2 separate regions of the Homo sapiens genome follow, and region 2 is linked to region 1. Evidence: chromatin contacts called from ENCODE Hi-C or POLR2A ChIA-PET data. All regions are on one chromosome and are shown on one strand. The core of a region is the stretch at or near the end of the contact, and the rest is flanking DNA. Distances in the headings are between cores, read along the strand shown. Region 1 overlaps TNPO1-DT (TNPO1 divergent transcript). Region 2 overlaps TNPO1-DT (TNPO1 divergent transcript).

Evidence for each region. Hi-C counts contacts between places; a loop is a spot of excess contacts on that map. ChIA-PET counts read pairs that join two places held with the same protein, here RNA polymerase II (POLR2A). Pooled maps may share reads with other maps.
Region 2: a loop to region 1 is called in a map of sigmoid colon, with 2.1 times the contacts of the local background. The contact joins two enhancer-like sites. A Hi-C loop is called at or near these places in 3 of 168 maps with a recorded cell type or tissue (PC-9, psoas muscle and sigmoid colon) and 1 of 50 pooled maps. POLR2A ChIA-PET finds 5 or more read pairs at or near these places in 2 of 52 experiments (PC-9 and WTC11).

The regions. Positions count from the first base shown.
Region 1 is chr5:72,609,333-72,614,538 of GRCh38, reverse strand. The region is part of intron 7 of TNPO1-DT (TNPO1 divergent transcript); the gene reads left to right. Among named protein-coding and RNA genes, the nearest start is that of ZNF366, 100 kb to the right of the region's middle. Within about 2 kb of position 3,243, at least 2 of the 41 ENCODE cell types and tissues checked have a DNase peak (open chromatin) inside an H3K27ac peak, as active enhancers do.
Region 2 is chr5:72,644,893-72,650,098 of GRCh38, reverse strand. The region is part of intron 7 of TNPO1-DT (TNPO1 divergent transcript); the gene reads left to right. Among named protein-coding and RNA genes, the nearest start is that of ZNF366, 140 kb to the right of the region's middle. Within about 2 kb of position 2,063, at least 2 of the 41 ENCODE cell types and tissues checked have a DNase peak (open chromatin) inside an H3K27ac peak, as active enhancers do.

The sequences.
Region 1 (5,206 bases), core at 1,994-4,493:
AAATGAGCCAGGCATGGTGGCAGGCACCTGTAATCTCAGCTACTGGGGAGGCTGAGGCAGGAGAATCGCTTGAATGCGGGAGGCGGAAGTTGCAGTGAGCCGAGATCATGTCACTGCACTCCAGCCTGGGAGACAGAGCAAGACTGTTTCCAAAAAAAAGAAAGAAAAAGAAAAAAAGAAAAAACTAAAAGGCTTCTGTGCAGCAAACAGTCAGCAGAGTGAAGAGACAACCTACATAGTAGGAGAAAATATTTACAAATCATATATCTATCAGGAGTTAAAATCCAAAATACATAAGGAACTTGACTCAATAACAAGAAAACAAATAACCTGATTAAAAAGTGGGCAATAGATCTGAATAGATATTTCTCAAAAGAAGACATACAGTGGCTAACAGGTATACGAAAAAATGCTCAACATCACTAATCATCAAGGAAACACAAAATAAAACCACAAGGAGATATCACCTGGCACTTGTTAGAATGACTATTATCAAAAAGATGAAAGGTAAGTGTTGGCGAGGATGTGGAGAAAAGGGAACCCTTCTACATGGTTGGTAGGAATGTAAATTAGTACAACCATTATGTAAAACAGTGTGGAGGTTCCTCAAAGAATTAAAAATAGATCCACCATATGATCCAACAATCCCACTTCTGGGTATATAGCCAAGGGAATTGAAACCTGTATGTCAAAGAGATATCTGCACTCTCATGTTCACACAGTAGTATCACAGTAAGCAAGATATGGAATCAACCTAAGGTACATCAATAGTTGGATGGGTAAAGAAAATGTGGTATATATACACAGTGGAGTACTACTCCACCTTAAGTAAAGAAGGAAATCCTGTAATTTGCAACAACATAGATGAACCTGCAGGACGTTAGGTTAAGCGAGATCAGCCATGCCCAGAAAAACAAATACTGCAGGCTCTCACTTATATTTGGAATCTAAAGAAGTTGAATTCTGAGAAGCAGAGTAGAATGATAGTTACCAGGGCTGGAGTGGTGGAGGGGGAAGAGGGTTGAGGAGAAGTTGTTCCAAGGATACAAAATTTCAGTTTCAGATAGTAAGAATAAGTTCCAGAGATCTATTGTACAACATGGTGACTATGGTTAATAACAATGTATTATAGTCTTGAAAATTGCTAAGAGGGTAGGTATTAAGTGTTCTTACCCCCAAAAATGATAACTGTGTGAGGTACTGCATATGTTAATCAGCTCAATGTAGCCATTCCACAATATATATATATTTTAAAACATCATGTTGTACATGATAAATATGTACAACTTTTATTTTTCAATTAAAAAATGAATCAACTTTTAAAAGGCCTATTCTCTGGTGAGTAAGCACTTTCTGCTCTTAAAGTTCATACTAATAATCTGGCAGTTTTAAAAATGCATTATAAAATAAAGTATGAGATTCTATGCTGACATTTAAGAGAAAAATTTTGATAGAAGACAGTGTCAGCACATAATATGCACTCAGTAAATACTTACTGAATGAGTGATCACAAGACAGGCTAATGTTACAGTAAACCTCCCTGTAGATGATATTATATATTTGTGGCTTTTGGAGAAGTACACGATGCACATTTGTTTTCAACTCCTGCCTTATGTTCTGACTTCTTCCAGCCTTCATAGCATGCAACCTCCAACCCTGAGAAATGTTACAGGGTAGGAGGCTTGAATTGCACATTCTTTACCGGACCCCCACATTAACTGAGATATCTTGTCCTACTTCCATTTGGCTCACTCTTCAGAAAGACTCTTTGAAAACAATTCATTTCCTCAGCCGATCATAGCTCCACAAAGAAAGGTGTGAGCTGGTTACAGAGAGTAGAAAACCAGGGCCAAGGGGCTCTTCCCCCAGAATTTGAAGTGGTGATGCCCATCCTCAAATACAGTGTGGGGACACAGAAGCCACTGCAGGCCCAAGCTGTGGCAGCAAAGTGGTTTTCTTCCCCTGCCTTTTTCTATCTCCGTAGGATAATTCTTTTGTTTGGTTTGAAGGATGGTATTCTAAATGCTAAGTACTTTCTAAAGTTAAGGACCAAATGTCAGACATCAGCCACCTGGTTTATTTGCAATTTGGCGTTATCTGCACATCTGTGAATGGGTGTCTCTCAGTACATTCCTGCTAACCATCTCTAGTCACCTTTCTCAGATCTCCTTGTTGAAACCATCAATAAATATGTCCTTCAATGGCCTCAATAGTAATGTTAGACTCTTAAAGCAAAGGTAATTTTATTTTGTAGGAATGTGCAGAGAGGAACTGGAGGAAGGAATTATTGAGTCTCACTAACTTTCCAGTGGCTTTTGAGGCTGGACGTAGAAAAGGTGCTGGGTGTTCCCCATGACTCTTCAATGATTAGTGCTCACCATGCTGTCCATCAGCAGGGGCTGAGCTAAGAGACTTTGACTCTAACTGTCCTTAAATCCCCTGGAGGCAGGAATCATCTTGTTGACCTGGCACAGAATACGGGCTCAGTTGGTCTCTTGGGTGAATAGAAGAAGGAAAGATCATGTTGACATGATGAGACTTGACCCTGTCCACCCCTACGTGGACTCACTGCACCCCTTTCCTATGGGCCAGCCATTTTCCATTTGTGAGCAGCATTAGCTTGAACCACTTATTGGGGATTAATGATTCCTCTTACTTACGGGAACCTGAGCTAGAAAATATTTGGTTCTAATGGTGTTGGCAAAGATTCAATAGATTGTATTATGATATAGATTTTCCTGTGTTGTGTCTCTTTTTTTAAGTTACAAAAAAACTGTTTTAGGCTTAAATGTATTCACCAGCCATTTAGTACTCTTAGACACACTGCATATTTAATGTTCCACTTGACTGCCTACTGAAAGAAATAAATGCATAATAAAATGCTTTGGAAAATGCTTAATTTTTCAACTGTTGATTTAATGCATAACAGTTCAATAAGGTGGTGGATCGGCCTGGTCTACAACTATTGAAAAATAGAAAAATTACCCTCACTGGAATGTTGAATCTGTGAATATTAAGTCTGTCAATGTAATTTATGACTCTGCAGGTAATATACTGGTAATTTGCATACTAATTACTATGGTGGAAGCCAAACGACTTTCATTCACTAAATTATCCTGCCTAAGTGGAAGCCAGCAACTGCCTCTCTGCGCTGGGGAGAAGCTTGTTTAGGAGGGAGGAAATGGAGCTCTGGCCAGGAGGCCTCTCAGAGCTGAAGAGGCCCCCTGCTGGCAGGCTGCAAAGCCCACAGCTTTGCCCAGAGCCCAGTGTCGGCTTCTCAGATCCAAAGCCCAGTGGATTTTCCAAGTGATTCAAATTCAGAAAACAGAAGAGTGAGGTCAAAGGAGTTCGCTCTAGGCAAAAACAATACATGTTTGTGTGTCCAGTAACAGAAACGAATAGAAATTTGAAGGCAGAAAAATAATCCGTCCCAGCTTCCTAAAAGGAATCCTTTTAACGATAGGCATCTGTTCTTTAATTCTCTCAAAAAGAGGTTTGATTTTCTTTTTGTAAATAGGAGTGTGTTTGGAGGATTGTGGGAGAATCAAATGATGTTTTAAGTGTCCTGGGTGCAGTATGCATACGAAAAGATATTCAGCCTCCTCAATCATCAGGAAAGAAAGCAAAGCAAAACACGGAGGCATAATCTTCTAGCAAAAATTAAAAAGATTGAAAGCTTTTATTATTGTCAAGGGCATGGGGAATGAGCACAGTATAAATTGGCATATCTATGAGGTGGGTAGTGTAGTAGTAGTCATCAAAATAAAAATGCACATCTTCTTTGATGCACCAATCCCACTTCAAGAAGTGTATCCTATAGAAATACAAATGTATAGTATGACCCATTTGAAATTACTGCTATTCAACCATTTTTTGATATACACAAACAGCAATTTGAAATGATTCAACTTAACACAAGGGTGTTCATTGTAGGAATTTTGTAATGATGACAGTTTAGAAAAAGTCTAAGAGTTCAGCAGGAGGAGACTGATTAAATAAGTAGTGGTACCTACGAAGCTTTTCTTAGGTAGAGCTCACCTACACTGACATGGAAAGATGAGCATGGAAGATAAAATAAACAGACCGAGTTGTGTAACATTATACATAATCCTATTTTTGTTTTTTAAAAGTGTAGCATGTGTGTATATGTATTTTGATTTGTGTATAATATAAATGTAGAAAAAGATTGGACAGCTATATCCTAATGTTTAACCATTGCTCTTTTTTTTTAAGACAGAGTCTCGCTCTGTTGCCAGACTGGAGTGCAGTGGCACGATAGCAGCTCACTGCAACCTCCGCCTCCCGGGTTCAAGCGATTCTCCTGCCTCAGCCTCCCGAGTAGCTGGGATTATAGGGGCGTGCCACCACACCCAGGAATTTTTTTTGGTATTTTTAGTAGAGACGGGGTTTCACCCTGTTGGCCAGGATGGTCTTGATCTCTTGACCTCGTGATCCGCCCACCTCGGCTTCCCAAAGTGCTGGGATTACAGGTGTGAGCCACCGCGCCCAGCCAACCGTTGCTCTCTTTAAACAGTAGGACTTGGGATAGAGTCTAGGGAAAGACTTTTTAGCCTTTTGTGTTATTTGAATTCAACATAGCCATAGCTCTTTTTACAGGTATTAAAAAACCCATAAAACAAAAGATAATGAAAATAAAGCATAAAAGTGATAGGGATTTACTCAATTAAAAAGAATGGTGAACTAAGTTTATATGCAGTAATATAATATTTGCTGTGTTTGACATATAAAGACTTTAACATATGAAACTTTTTTAAAAAGAAGGATGGGCCTATACTTTACGTATGTAAGGATATTTTAAGAGAGGTGGTAAAAATTAGGACACAGATTATATTAAAATTCACTATACCTAATTCAAATGTAGCTCAGCGGCTCACAGAGTACGCAGTGTCAAGCCAGCTATTTACTACGATCGTGGTGAGCCTCAATTTTAGAAAATGGAACTCATGAAGGCTTGAAACGGCACATAAGGACATGAAAGTCACAAATGAACAACTAGACTGGTTCACTAACTGAAGACACTATTTTATCCTTTTTTTCTTCTTTGCTACCAGTGCCTTATTGAGGTAATTTTATACACATTAAAATTCATAAATCTTAAGTGTATACTTTGATGAAGCTGGACAAATGTATTCAAGGGTATGCTGGTAAAGTGGCCCTCTGCAGAAAGACCCAAACTTGATTTGTA
Region 2 (5,206 bases), core at 814-3,313, 37 kb before region 1:
ACTTTAGAATTCAAATGTCAACTCTGGAATATTATAAAGGCAATGACAAGTCATAATAATTTCATGAAGTCATCCTTGCTAGAAAAAGCTGTCCGTCATCTGTAATACATACATACATTGTGACTGAGCCATTTCACATTGTTCCCCATATAAAAACCTTTGAAATGTGCTGTGCATTTTACAACACAGCACATCTCAGTTTGGACTGACCACATTTCAGGTGCCCAATAAACACGTGGGGCTAGTGGCTGCTGAATTGGATGGTACGTCTTTAGTCCTGGCAGACCAAAGCTGCCCACCATCTCTTCCTCATTTTCTTCCTCTTACAGAGCACTGTGGGTATCGTTTGGATGCTGAGCAGAGATAGTACCAGGTCTGGCAAAGGCTTAGCTTCAACGGTGGTGGTGGCTGTGTAGACTCAGAACAAAGCATGACAACTGGCTTGTTTTGTGACGAGGCCTCTCCTGCCTTGCTTGCCCTGTGCAATGTGTGAGTCATTGTGGGAGGCTGGGAGGAGGGGAAGGATGAGGTTCTCTCTATTCTGAGGGCTCGTCACGGGCCCTCGGGTGTGTGGGGGCAGGAAAGAGGGACTGACACAGTGGAGAATGGGACAGTGAGGGGCTTTGGAAGAAGGAGCCTGGATTCACAAAAATAGATCTGTACTCTGGGGTGGGAACAAAACTCAAAATACCATTTGTCTGTGCAGGGGAGGAGCAGGACGAGGGAGAGATGAAAGAGCTACACGCTTTTATGATTCAAACACTCAGGAAAGAGAATGAAGACCAGAGCCATTGGAAATGTCAGGCTCTGGGATTCTTTTTAAAATCAGATCTTAGAGTTGTCTCAATTTTCCAGAGTTTTGTCTGAAGAGCCATTTTTCTTTCATGCATCACACACCTGTTTTCAGTCCTTCCTACTTGATTTGAACATTAAAAAAACTTGCTTCATGAACAGACTTCCACTGGGTTCTGAAATGTGCAGATGTGTCATCTTTGAAAAGCATCTGGTCAAATGGTCCCTCACAAGACAGGGCCATGGAGCTCTGAGTCTTTTGGGAAAAGCACTTCACCCTAGAAAAAGTGACAGTGATCTCCAGGACTCATCAGTAGTGGCTATGAGCTCAGGCTGGGTTTGGCTCAGCCATCCTGTTACTTTTCTAGGCCTCTGTGAAGTTATTTAATCTCCCCAAGCCTCAGTTTCTTGTTCCACCACATGTGAATAATAATAGTTCTTACCTCACTGGGATGTTGGGAGGATTGAAAAAAAAAAAAAAGATGTATATTATGCTTAGCTCCATGCCTGGCACAGGTAATCATGATGGTTTTTCTGCAAGAAACACCAGCTCTTCTGGGCTCCCAGCCAGCCTCTGCAGTTCAGTGATGAGGCTGGCCAGGGAGAGTCTTCTCCTTTACCAAATTGCTTGGCTTTAAATTAGACATGACTGTGTAACCTGACAGATGCGGGAGATGACACACAGAGAGGAGGGAACTGGCTGTAGCTGCTTAGGGAATTGGCAGAACTCAAGACAAAACCCAGAATAACTATTTTCCAGTGCTTATTTAACAGGGTCTTCTGGCACCTGTGAGTTAAATTTCAGAAAGCACAGAGAGGCCATGGAGAAGGCAGGGTTTGAGTATGTAGCTGCAGAACAAACGCAGCAGCCTGATATAAAGGCAAATATGAAACCCTGAAATGCAAGTCTAACATATTCAATAGGATTGGTGAATATGTAGTCATGAAAAATCTTACAGTGAATATTGATTTGACATGGGAAAAACACTTTTGATCTATGTCAAGTAAAAAAACAGGAAATAAAACTGCACATAATTTAATGCCATAAATTTAAAATCAATCAATCAACCTATCTATCTATGCCAAAATGCTCTAAACCAGATGTTATGTTTCTTATCTCTGTTGGGTAATAGCATTTTTTCTTGAGGCTTTGGTGTATTTTCTACAATGAACACTTGCTACTTTCATAATCAGGAAAAACAATACAGGTTATAAAATATTTCCAGGCTCCAGTTCACACCAGGAAGCCTGCAGCTCATTCTCATCTCTCTCAGCCTAGCAGGACTCCTAGAGGCTTCAAAGCCTGCTTTGTTTACAAAAGGATGATTATGTGGGTGTCCAGGGAGATAGACTGATAGAGAACAAAGTGAGACATGTTTTATTGAAGACGATAACCAGAGTCAAGACGCTCTCCAACAAAAACCTTCAGTGAATTCAGTGGATGGCTGGTACAGAGTAAATTGGGTAAATGGCAAATGGGAATGTTAGCAAGCTCTGTGGTGGAGGACCATAGACTTCTTCATCTGTCTCTATGGGGCAATAATTAAAAATAAAGTTCAGCATGATTGTGATTTTTATTTAGTTGGGGATCAGTTAACCCAGTTAATCAGGAGTCTGATGAGGTCAGTGGCTAGGGTTCCTCCCTCCCCCTCATCTCACTGGGTTTCTGACCAGCTTGTCTCCAAATCACACGGGAATTCTGCTTCTATTCTCTCAGGCCCTAGAGTCTCACCTATGGCTGTCTTCCCATGCCTGTCCATTCTGTCTTTTTGCCCTGATTGAAGTTCTTTGGAGTTGGATCCAGTTGTTCTTCTCTGCCCAGCCTCTTTGGGTCTGTCCATTGTCTACACAATCTTTGTTGTGTTGACCCTACATTTGGCCCTTTGCTGATTCCTCAGATCCCTTCCCTGTAGCTTTGGGGCAATCAGCCTTGCTCCTCTCCCATGTCCACTGAGCTCACCCAGGTCACAGCCCTGCTCCTATGTGCTCAGGAGAGATGTCTGGACATCACTGGCCCTCTGGCTTTGCTCTGTGCCACTGCCACAGAGTCTCTGCAACTCTGTTATTCTTGACAGCCATTCTCCAGCCATAAGTCAGCACCAAAGCCTGGGAGATGGGACACTGAAAGATTAAAGAGGCCCACCCTATGACTTGGTTCTGCCACCCCTAGTTGGGAGACTTTGGGCAAGGTACTTAACCTCTCTCAGCCTCAGTTTCCTCATCTGCAAAGTGGTGACAATAATAGTCATCTGATGAGTTGAACTGTTACATGTAAAGTATGTCCAAGTTGTTTGGCACATAACCGGTACTCAATAAGTGTTAGTTGTTACGATGTTATTATTTTATTATTATAAAAGCAGCCTAACCTAAGTGGTAAGAGGATAGGCTCTGGAGTCAGACAGACTTGGTAAAACTGCTCTTCTGACTGTGACTACCTGTGGCATACCCTGTGTGCCTCAATTTCTTCTTCTGTAAAATGGGACAATACAGAGCACTACCTCTAGGACTTGCTGTCGAGATAAAATGAAATAATGCAATGATACACTTTCAAAATGCCTGATATATAGCACCATAAAATGTTTGCTGTTGTTTATATGACAGATGATGGTCAGCTTTTTCTAGCAAGGATGACTTTATGAAATTATCATTACTCATCATTATATTTATAATATTGCAGAGTTGACACTTGAACTCTACAGTAGATCAAGCTTTCATGGTTGTGCTGAAGAACCAGAAACTTATAAGGGTGAGATTAGGACCAGAATTGGCCAGCCGGGTTTTCCCTCTGTCCAGGAGAATGAGCTCATTTTGTCCTAAACCAGATTCTATTTGTCTTGAGTGCACATGAGCTGAAACCAAGGGGCCTCTGAATTGGGGAATGTACTGGCCAGCAGCAATGTGTTTGGAAGCATACATGGATCACAATGTTAAAGATGTAGCCTCATTGCTTCACATAAGGAGAAGTGAGAATCCTCTCAAAAATTATCATTTTTTTTGTTCAAGAATATAAAAATGACTCAAAATCATCCTAGGAATCACTAGGTACAGGAAAATATGACCTCATGGAGTACTTGGAGATGGCTAGATGTCTTCTAGAGAAAGGCAGCCTTTGACATCGTTACGAACCCTCCCTATTTTAGAAAAAAGTCATAAAGCTCAAGGAGGAAAACTTTCCTGCTTGCAAGGAACATGGTTTATGAAAGTTAAGCCTTGCCATCATTTCAGTCAGTCACAGATGAATTCCCATTTATTTCCTGAATGCTTTTGTAGCAAAATCTATTTGTTAGAAAGCAGCAAAATAGATTTCTAGATTTGCCAAAACAAGTCACTCAAGTACTAATGTAATAAGAGGTTGCTTTGTATATTAAATGAGGCTTTGATATCAGATATTCAAAAGTTTTTTTATCCATTGTTCTATTAAAGATGACTGGGCTTTATTAACCAGGTACCAGCTGCTTTTTCTAAGAAAAATAAGCACCAAAGAATCCAGGGACCAGGGCTAAGCTGTGAGTACATCAGTAGAGAGTGGAACATCAAATTGAGACCTCCGTTTTTATATCTAGACTTCAGGGCCACATTATCTATGCACCCAACACCTAGATAATTGGTGTATGCAGCAGGGAAAATGTCGTCTAGGTTAAGCCTGTTTACTAAGAAGCTCAGCAGAGAACAGCCCGTTGATCCTGACCTCAAGGACTATAGATTCAGCAGAGATGATGAAAAAGAAAGAGGTACCCGAAAACCAAACAAAACCACAAACTCAGCAGCTATCCTCAAGTAGAGTTTTTCTCTTACCCATTAAATAAAAGTGTAAAAATAAGCTGTGTAAAAAAGGAAAGTAAGGTCTATCTGCAAATGCAACAGTCAGTATTTTGTATGTTTTACAAAGGCAATGATCAGATATTGTTCACTAAACTCTAATGCATGTCTAGTGTGTGCTATGGCAAATGTCATGCAAATCAGTCTAAATACAGCAAGTCGTCTTTATGCTTTAACATGCTTACAAATTGCAGCAGGTGCGTGTTAAAAACATGGACTCCCTGGCACCACCTCCAGAAAATCAGATCTAGTAGGCCATGGGTGAGTCTGAGAACTTTCATTTTTCTTAAAGAATCACATTAGGTGGTTCTGATGCAGATGGTCCACAGACCACACTTGGAGAGACACTTGATATAGCAAATACAGTAAATTATAAGCCAAATCAGAACACTACACATTGTAAAAGCAAGAAAATTAATAAATCCACAAATAGAACTATGTAATAGTTGCATGAAAAAAGCCAACATAGCTAAAAAGCTGTCTCAAAGCTGTGTTTTTAAAAACTTGCAGGTAAGTGTTTGAAGGGGCTAGTTAACCCTTATATGAGGCACAAAAGTGAATTCAAAGCCAGCTAGGTAATTTAATAGATGATATT